Linked DNA regions of Homo sapiens: all the other regions are linked to region 1. A link is a loop called in an ENCODE intact Hi-C map of the cell type or tissue named here. Cell type or tissue: Caco-2. All regions are shown on one strand. Region 1 has its middle 400 kb from the start of IPMK. Region 2 overlaps LOC105378314 (a long non-coding RNA gene). Region 3 has its middle 200 kb from the start of IPMK. Region 4 holds the start of LOC124902547 (a long non-coding RNA gene).

Region 1 (2,500 bases):
CATGTAGCTCTTTTAAAGGATAAAGTATTTATTTGATAATTGCAGCAAGCCCAAATAGATGGAGGTGTTATATTGTGCTACTAACCTTACAAAAAAAAAAAGAAGTTAAAAATGGATGATAATAATCTGAACAGAAGGAAAATAAAAAGAAATCTGGGAAGAAATAGAAGCACTAGGGATACACCAATTTGATGCCCCTTTCTTAAGTTACCAACATGTTGTCAACTAAACATGGGACACTTATACTTGTACATGGGTTTGGTAATGAGAGTAAGAAAGTGGTCAATAAAAAGAGAGAGACTTTTTCTTAGGATAAGTCTAGCATGTGTGCATGCATTCTGGTACCTGGAAAAAAAAAGAGAATAGGAAGAGAACAACTGAAGATGCCAGAAAAAAAGAGAAAACTCTTTTTCCAGAAAAATTTTGGAGAAAGAAGGAGGGGATCGGGTTGAAATCACAAGTGAAAAGGTCAGCACTATAAAAAGAAGAAGGTTGCCTTTTTCTCAAAGTCTGGAGGAAAGAAATAGGGAAAAGTAAAAGTGCAGGAATAATAAGAGGCAGTAGAGATGGATTTCAGCAGGTAGCAAGGGGTGGAGGGATGGAATTCTCATTCGATGACCTCAATCTGCTCAGGAAAATCAGAGACAAGGTCATGCACTGAGGATGAAAAGATTTGAGGTTGATTGGAAGGGACAGGACTGGAGCAGCCACTCAGGTAATGCATTAGAGAGTGAACGTGAAATAAATAAGAGAATCAGTAAGCCAAGGAGAGAAAAGCAGTGTTGTTACTTGGTCTGACACTGTAGTCTGAGACTGAAATGCATAAAGAGGAATTGTTGGGACCCAGGATTGGGGGATTCTCAAGGTAGTCACAGAGGAGGGAAAGCAAGCCTGAGATTTGAGAATATTGAGAAAGAAGCACCCCTGAAATGTCTCGCCAGAGCATTTAAACAGGGTGGAAGCAGCAGCCTGGCTGTCGCTGCTACATGTTCCCATAGCATCCTGTAATTCCACCATCACAAGGGGATTTAATTGTGTATTTGGTAAGCTTCCCTCAACTCAGCTGTAAGCAACCCCAGTGCAGGGTTGTGACTCCCTTATTCATTCCCCAATGTGCAGCAAACACAGCACCTGCCCCATATGTAGAAAAGAGCCAATAAATAGTCATTTACATGGACTTTGACCAACTGTGTTGTAACCTTCTGGCATTTATACTATTCTAGATCCCATTGCATTTTCTCTCCTGCGTTTTCTCCCTGCTGGAGGCTCTGATCTTCATGACTCATATATGTCCTGATGCTGACCTGCCTACCTGGCTTTGTCTAGTATACTTGTCCCCACCTTTCAGGCAGATTATCTATTCCAGAATCATTCTTCTCCCTTGGGTACTAGTTTCCAGCTATCCCTTTCCCAGCTTATTGCTTAAATTCACTCTATGTGCTGACTCTTTTTATGCCTAACACCTGACTCTGGTGCACTAATATCAATAGAGCAAGACAGGAAAACCTCATGCTGAAACACAGACAGCATCAGGAGACAGAACTAATCAGGTCAGAGTTAGAACCAGGGGAGAGAAGTTCTAACACCTGGCATCAGTAAAGAGAATGTAAATGCAGGTGAGAAATATGTGAAAGGCTGAGAACCAGAAAGTCAAGAAGGGAACAAAAAAAGTAGTGTTGAGGGTGCCAAAACAGTGATAAGTTATAAGGATTAAGCTTGAATTTGTGGGTTAAAAGAGATAAGGCTGGTGACTCATATAGCACAAATACCTCAACTCTGACACCTATGGCCTTTTAGGGACAAAGAAAGAAACTGACACTTAAAAAGAAATCATATGTATTTGATTATATTTGTGCCCATAAGCACGGTACATTGTAATTATTACCAGGGGATCTATGGGTTCAGAGCAGTTATATCATTTGGGATCAGGGATATCAGTCCATGAATTCAGCAGACATTTGTTGTACACCCACTGTGTGCAACTTAGGAATACTCAGAGCAATAACAAAGGCATGGTCACTGTTTTCAACAGGTTTACAATCTTGGGAAGAAGAGAGACATGAGAATATACTTTGAGCAGTGGTATCTTCAAATGGTAAGATAGAAGATGGGAGAAACTCTCCTCCCCTGGAGGCGTCAAGTGGGGCTTCTAGAGCAGGTGACAATGGAGTGAATCCTAAAAGATGATAGGGGTTCACTGGGAAGGAAAATTCTTAAGTCATAGGAAAAAGTACATCTCAGAATATGCCACTGTGAAACAGCACATTTCATCTGGCAAACTGTGGGTATCTCAGCATGGTTGGCACATTGAGCAGTATCAGAGAATGATAAGAAATAAAACTAAAGAAAGTAAGCAGGTGCCAGATGACTAGGGCCCTTGCCATGGGACATTGCAATCGTACGCTGTAGGTGAGAAGAAAAGTCTCCATGAAAAAATAAGGAAAAGCACCAGGAAATTTGCAGACATGGGAATAGAGAATTCATGGGAAACATGACGCTT
Region 2 (2,500 bases), 79 kb before region 1:
CCATCATTCTAAGCAAACTATCACAAAGACAGAAAATGAAACACCGCGCGTTCTCACTCATAGGTGGGAGTTAAACAATGAGAACACATGGACACAGGGCAAGGAACATCACACACTAGGGCCTGGCCTGTCCCCAGATGGGGGCCTGGGGGAGGGATAGCATTAGGAGAAATACCTAATGTAAATGATGAGTTGATGGGTGCAGCAAACCAACATGGCACATATGTGTCTATGTAACAAACTTGCACGTTGTACACATGTACCCTAGAACTTAAAGTATAATTTTTTAAAATGGTCATAATATATGTATTTGAATCATGAGAGTATAAAGGGTCGTTCATTATCACTTAACCTCAATGTTACTTAATGACATAGATAGCATTTATCTCTCCACCATCTCACTGAATGGAATACCATTCAGAGAGATAAGAGCAAAAGGATATCCTGTCCTCATTGTCTGGAATATTGTATCCAGAACAGTCTGAAATACACTTTTCAAAAATGAGTCATCCTTTAATGAGTAAATTAATTAGAGGAAAAGTCATGGAACAACCAGAATTTTTTTTATTCCAAATACCTTACACAAATGCCTGCAATACAGTCAGTTTTCATTCATTATTTGTAGAAAGGTTGAGTTACAGAGCCAAATAAGCAAGTGCCAAAGAATCTCAAGTGCATGGATGTGGGTCAGTCAAAAGTTTACGTAAGAGCTGTCCATGAAAGTACACTTGTCAAATAAGCAAGAATCAAAGTTAAGAGTCAGGAATACGATCGTAGCAATGTCTTATACTATGCACTACTTTATTTATCCCTGCAATTGCTCCATCAACTCATACTCTCATTCCCATTTCAAAGATGAGAAAACTGAGCCGTTGAAGGGTTATGAATTTGCCCAGCCTCACACAGGTTGTCAGAATTGCAATCCCTATGATAATACTGTGTTGGGGCTCAGAAACCAATACCCCCAAAAAAGGCATTTTTGTTCCTGGAGAGAGCAGATGTCCAGTTCTTGTCTAACTTGTGTCAGATGTTTGAACAAAAGCCACTCTGTCTTGAATAGGGGCTGGGTAATATGGGGCTAGGACCTGCTGGGCAACATTCCCAAGAGGTCAGGCATTCTTAGTCACAGGATGAAATAGGAGGTTGCGGGACTGGTATCACAAAATACAGGTCATAAAGACCCTCCTGGTAAAACAGGAAGGGCAAAGAAGCCAGCAAAAACCCACCAAAGCCAACATGGCTACTAAAGTGACCTCTAGTCATGCTCACTGCTCATTATATGTTACTTATAATGCATCAGCATGCTAAAGACACTCCCATCAGCCCATGACAGTTTACAAATGCCACAGCAATGTTGGGAAGTTACCCTATATAGTCTAAAAGTGGGAGGAAACCTCAGTTCCAGGAATTGCCCACCCCTTTCCTGGAAAACTCATAAATAATCCCCCCCTTGTTTACCATATGATCAATAAATAACCATAAAAATAGCCAACCAGCAGCCCGGAGGGTTTAGGGAGTAGCCATTCTTTTGTTCCTTTGCTTCTCTAATAAATTTGCTTTTACTTCATTCTATTGACTTGCCCCAAATTCATTCTCGTGCAAGATCCAATATCCCTCTCTTGGGGTCTGGATTGGGGCCCCTTTCTGGTAACACTTGAAAGAAAAAAATTCAACTAAGACACAGGACAAAGATAGCAGATAATTTTATTGAATAGAAATATCATTTAAAGAGCTTCTTGTAGAAAAAAAGAGATGTGCCCCAAGGCAGGAGCAGAATGATCCTGTAGGAAAACAGCACCAAGTGACCTGTGCAGGGAGTTTAATCACGTCAAACTTTCTTCAAATTCCTTCTTCTGTCTCAAGTCTCCACCCTTTCCTTTGTCTAATTTTTCCTGCTTCAGCCTTAAATCCCTGCCTTTGCCTCACCTAGGCTTGTGGGACCCTAATTTACTGTTGGTTAATGTGCATGTGCAGGGCTGGTGATCAACAGAATTCCTGCCTGATGGTGGCCCTGCTCATTATCCCCACCCCATGAAAGTTATGTAGCAATCAAATCTATACCTAGCGTGCTTGGGTATCTCTTTGAAATTGTCTTATCTGTTCTAATCTATATTTATGGTGTCAGGGTTTTCTTAGGAATGTCCCTTTCGCCCTTTTTATAAGCATGTAGCTAGAGATATTCTGACATTTTAACAGTAGAATGAACGATTACTGGGGCATCTTACGAGGGGTTCTGGGGGATTTCTTTCTTCCTATGTACCTCCTTTCCTTCTTACCCACATTTGACTAAGTGCTCACTCACTCCAGCAAACCTTTCATAAGCAAATTTTGGGTGGTCCCTCGGGAATGAGCCTTCCCAGACTTTTCCTTTCTCAGGGGCTCCCCTTGCCTACTCGTGTCTTGCTATTTTAGCAATTTCTTCACTTTGATTGAAAGAGAAATGAAATACCTACCTTCTCCAGGTCTCTCTGACCTCCTCCCACCCCCATGGTCTCTCCAA
Region 3 (2,500 bases), 200 kb after region 1:
CCACAAGAATAGCATGGGAAAGACTGGCCCCCATGACCCAGTTACCTCCCACTGGGTCCCTCCCACAACACGTGGGTATTCTAGGAGATACGATTCAAGTTGAGGTTTGGTGGGGACAGAGCCAAACCGTATCAGGCAGTTTATGGATCATCCCATCCAAAGGAGCCAGGTATCTGAACAATAAAAAAAGGGTGTGCCAAGTCTTCCGAGGTCAGATCCAAATGGCTAAGACAATCCTATCCATGTTTAAACAAAGAGTATTTGTGGGTCTGTTTCATGGATTGTGGAGTAGAGGAGAGCTAAGTCTGTTATGGTTTATTTGTCGGGGGAGATTGTTCTGCAAATGAGGCTAAGACCATTCCTTTCTCTCACTGATTCTCAAGAGGAAGCTTATGCCAGAAAAAAGAAAATCTTATTTATATGGACTGTGAGATTATCTCTGGCTACTAAAAGTTGGGACACTAAACTACTGAGAATTAATGGGCGAACTTTTGTTCCACAGACTAGAAATTTAAAAGGTACCATGGTGCAACAGAACAAGCATGGATTTGGACTTAACACCTATGTGGTCCTGAAATCCTCTTACCAATAAATGTGTAACCTGAGCACCTCTCTGTAAAACAGCAGTAAGGAGGTGCTGTAAGAGCTAAATGAGATATTTCCTGTGAAGTATTTTGAAAAACAGAAAGAACTACACCAATGAAATTTGTGTTTGTTCATTTGGAATCAAATATAGTAAGTATATTTTATCAATTACTTGCCTTTATGGTAGGAAGCAGGGTGAATTTAATTCAAGGGAATCAAACAGAATAATTTAGACTTAACCATTTTTTTCTCTCTCTCTGTCTGTCCTTCCCTACCTCCCTTCTCTCTCCCTTTTCTCTCTGTCTCCTCTTTCTCTCCCTCACACACACACACTCACACACTCACAAATACACACTCACACACATGCAGTTTAACCCCCACAGCCACTGAGAGGGAAAGAGCTGACTCTTCCACCCAGTGTCCACCCACACACCTGAAACCTTCCGACAACCTGCCTCTAGTATCTGAATTCTTGGTTAATGAGCTCTTGGCTTCAGCCTCAAAAGAAAGAATCAGACATTTTGTAAATATGATGACTTTGAATAAAACTTTTAGGACCTCGAACTCTTTTCCTGAATGCCAAAGCCACTACCTAGTCACCCCTCAGCTGTGCCCACAGGTTCCTATAGAGAGTCTGAGCCCCAGCCATTCCTGACCCCCAACCTCCTGGGTGATTCTACATTTTCAAATAGAAATTTCAGTGTTTCCCTTAGAATTCGGAATCTTTCCAATTTATCTTTCTAAGCTATAGTTTGCCCCCTAAGATATATATATTTAAATTTTTTAAAGAAAATTTGGTCATCTCAGTCTGTTTTAGTCCAGGCTTCATACAGAAGAGTTTCAGCCTGAAATCACTGAAAAATCTGTGTCCCATAAAAATGACAAGCCACTCAAGACCTTGCATGGTCCCAGAGTGCCATCTAGTGACTAAAAGTTGAAATGACGGCCTCCAAATCTTTACTGACACTTTTTCCTGCAAAAAGCCATGCAGAGAAAGCATGCTTGTTCTTGCTCTCATCAGAGTATCAGATTAGGTGGTCACAGCACCCACGTGCATGGTGAACTATGTGGGATGGCTGTGGGAGTTAAACTGTGTGTGTGTGTGTGTGTGTGTGCGCGCGCGTGTTTAGGACACAAGGATGAAATAGTTTAACTGCTTATTAAAAGAATCCCTCTGGATATGGTGTGTAAAACAGTCCTAACAGCATACAAGATGGAGTCCGGGAGAGCAATAAAGATACCAGAACAATTCAAGCAAGTGCTAATGATAGGTTACACTAGGGTGGCAGTGGTGAGATCCTAGATATATTTTGAAAAGTAGCTGGCAGGATTTGCTGAGGGGCTTAATGTAGAGTTAAACAAAAAGAGGAGTCGAGGATAACTTCCAGGTTTTTAACCTGAACAATTAAGAGAAACGTATTGTCATTTATCAAGCTGGGACAGATTGGGTGAATCTCAGTCTACACAGTAATCCTAAACATCTGTATAAATAAAATCCTGTTTCCAGGGACTTGGACTGCGCCATTAACTCAAGGCACCTTTCACTAAAATGAGGGCTGATTGTTGCAAGGAAGATGGCTGAGGCTGTGCAGATGGATCCAAAGAAACCCATCAGTACCGTCAAATGTGACCAAGACCTTAGAAGATTTTTCCTCAGCAACCATAGCACACTGCTCAGAAAAACATACAGGAGCCCTTTTACAAAGGCAAGCCCAACAAAATCAGCCAAGACTGGAGCCCGATAGGTTAGCCTCAGTTCCCAGACTGCAAGGAATTGAAAGAAAACAAACATGTAAATCCCAACAATCTAACTCCCCACAGCCACTGAACTACAGCCAGTATCCATGAAGCTGGTTAGCGGGCTCGTGGTTAATGGCTTAGTTTTTCAGATACTTATCCAGGACACTCTTCACAA
Region 4 (2,500 bases), 60 kb after region 1:
AAAAAAACTGAAGGATTTTTAACTCTGTATCATATAAATGTCTGGGTTGTTTGATTTACTATAATAACTTTTATAATTTAAAAAAGTTTTTTTTTGTTTGTTTTTGTTTTTGTTTTTGTTTTGAGGTGGAGTCTTGCTCTGTCCCCCAGGCTGGAGTGCAGTGGCGCGATCTTGGCTCACTGCAAGCTCCACCTGCCAGGTTCACGCCATTCTCCTGCCTCAGCCTCCTGAGTAGCTGGGACTACAGGCACCCGCCACCACGCCCGGCTAATTTTTTGTATATTTAGTAGAGATGGGTTTTCACCGTGTTAGCCAGGATGGTCTGGATCTCCTGACCTTGTGATCTGCCCGCTTCGGCCTCCCAAAGTGCTGGGATTACAGGCGTGAGCCACCACGCCCGGCCAAAAAAAAGGTTTTTAAAAACCTGCACATTTAAAACCATTGAAGAAAGACACACATCAAAATGGGAAAGTCTTTGGGTGGTAGAATGGCAGGGAATTCCTAAAATCTTCCCTCTATTTTTTCTTTAGTATTGCTTTTCAAAGTGAAAAGTTATCCAAGTGATGACTTAAATATGCAGTTTGATACTATGTTTTGGTATATATACAATATATGCTCATTCCTCCTTTCTTGTGTCTGATTTTTTTCTCTAAGCCTCAGAAAATGCTCCCAGTCATAATGTTTTGAGTAACCCATTCACCTTTCTGTTTCTGTTGGCATAGATCTCAATTCTTGCCTCTGATATCCTGATTGAAGATACATCTCACCCCGTTCCTCTATACAATTACAGCCTCCATTGCTTGCTGTTTCTATTTCTTCATGTAAATTTCTTTAATTTTGCCTTTAAAGCAAATTTTTTTTGAAAGAGTAAGAAAAATCTTCACATCCTTGGTCTGACAATCTTGCTTTGTTGTTTGCACAACAAACAGGTTCCCAGAGTGGTGGAACCTGTCACTCAGCAGTAGAGATTTCAGCAGTAAAGGTTTCATCTCTGTTTATGAAGCAGAAGGAGTTTATTGCCTTTCACATCCTCTGCAGTCATGGGATTATCACTTACAGTGTTCGCCTGTTTGAAAAATGAGATTGTTGCTCTTGAGAACCACAGGTATGTGTTTGTCTCAACACGGAGAGATTCATAAAATAAAAAGAGGATATAAACCTTATGCTGAGACATTGACTTGGTTTTATTACTAGCTTCAGAGAAAACATTTCTTATTTAAATACTAAGTGAGATGTAAAAGAAAATATATGAGGATATATAAGTGAAAGTTTGTAAATATTTCTAAAGAACATATATGCAAATCATTTTTCTAAAACTTTTCCAATTTAGATTTACTTAAATATTTTCCTATTTTATGTTAGTACCTCTCTATATTTTTATGTCATCCGTAGATCTCAAAGGATAAAGGAGAGACTTTTTAATCAGTCTTACTTCACAGAAAATAAAATAGCTGCTGTTATTCAATTAATGTGACATTGAATGTACTGACAGAGTTTCTTTGGCTTAAATAATTTAAAATCAGGTATTTGGGAATGATCAGATTCATGTTTCTAAGAGAACGTATCCCCACTGCTACATATTGAATAGTGTATCTTCACCAAATTCATATGTTGACATCCTAATCCTCAATGTGATGGTATTAGGAGCTGGGGCCTTTGGAGGGTAAATTAAACAATTGGGGTACAATCCTCAAGTATGAGATTAGCACCCATATAAGAAGAGTAATAAGATAGCTTGCACCTCTCTCTCTGCTCTCAGCCATGTGAGGACAAAATGAGAAGAAGATGGCCATCTGTGAATGAGAAAGAGGGTCCTCACCAAGAACCCAACCATGAGGCACCATGATCTCAAGCTTCCAGCCTACAGAACTGTGAGAAATAAATTTTTGTTGTTTAAGCCACTCAGTCTATGGATTTTACTGCATCAGCCCCAAGTGACTAAAACACCCACTTGTTTTCCTTAAAATGTTACAGATGCACATAGTGGTAAAACTATTTCTCTGCTCTTAGTAAAAAACTGACTTTTTCCCCAAAGTGTCCTCATATAAAGTTACATTATTTGAAAGTTTTCAAAGCAATAGAGACCTGTCAGAAAAGGAAAAAATAGCAAAGAAAAGAAAAAGGTAGGCCTGGTGCGGGGGCTCACGCCTGTAATCCCAGCACTTTGGGAGGCCGAGGTGGGAAGATCATGAGGTCAGGAGATCGAGACCATCCTGGCTAACACAGTGAAACCCCGTCTCTACTAAATATACAAAAAATTAGCCGGTCATGGTGGCAGGCACCTGTAGTCCCAGCTACTCAGGAGGCTGAGGCAGGAGAATGGAGTGAACCTGGGAGGCGGACATGCAGTGAGCCAAGATCACGCCACTGCACTCCAGCCTGAGCGACAGAGCGAGACTCCATCTCAAAAAAAAAAAAAAAAGAGAAAGGTAACATCTGCTGTTGCAGAAGAAAGCGCTGTTATACATCAGTACTGGGAATTTATCTTTTTGGATTGGAA

The links. Hi-C counts contacts between places; a loop is a spot of excess contacts. Peaks named below come from ENCODE experiments on the same cell type or tissue, not always from the same donor. Only the 100,000 strongest peaks of a DNase experiment are listed, where the experiment ranks them.
Region 2: a loop joins it to region 1, with 6 times the contacts of the local background. A loop is called at or near these places in 2 of 110 quality-filtered maps.
Region 3: it touches region 1 in a loop (6-fold over the local background); 8 of 110 quality-filtered maps call a loop at or near these places.
Region 4: a loop joins it to region 1, with 6 times the contacts of the local background. A loop is called at or near these places in 2 of 110 quality-filtered maps.

Annotation. Positions count from the first base shown.
Region 1 is chr10:57,863,773-57,866,272 of GRCh38, forward strand. No RefSeq gene overlaps it. Among named protein-coding and RNA genes, the nearest start is that of IPMK, 400 kb to the right of the region's middle. In Caco-2, no CTCF peak of the experiment used is centred here; a DNase peak (open chromatin) is centred at 1,219.
Region 2 is chr10:57,784,689-57,787,188 of GRCh38, forward strand. All of the region lies in intron 1 of LOC105378314 (a long non-coding RNA gene), which reads right to left. Among named protein-coding and RNA genes, the nearest start is that of MIR3924, 480 kb to the left of the region's middle. RefSeq lists an enhancer at 2,347-2,500. In Caco-2, no CTCF peak of the experiment used is centred here; a DNase peak (open chromatin) is centred at 1,103.
Region 3 is chr10:58,063,928-58,066,427 of GRCh38, forward strand. No RefSeq gene overlaps it. Among named protein-coding and RNA genes, the nearest start is that of IPMK, 200 kb to the right of the region's middle. In Caco-2, a CTCF peak has its summit at 1,511 (motif pointing left); a DNase peak (open chromatin) is centred at 1,517.
Region 4 is chr10:57,924,242-57,926,741 of GRCh38, forward strand. LOC124902547 (a long non-coding RNA gene) reads left to right here and starts at 1,023. Exons shown (of 2, transcript XR_007062373.1): 1 at 1,023-1,105; 2 at 1,760-1,901. In Caco-2, no CTCF peak of the experiment used is centred here; a DNase peak (open chromatin) is centred at 980.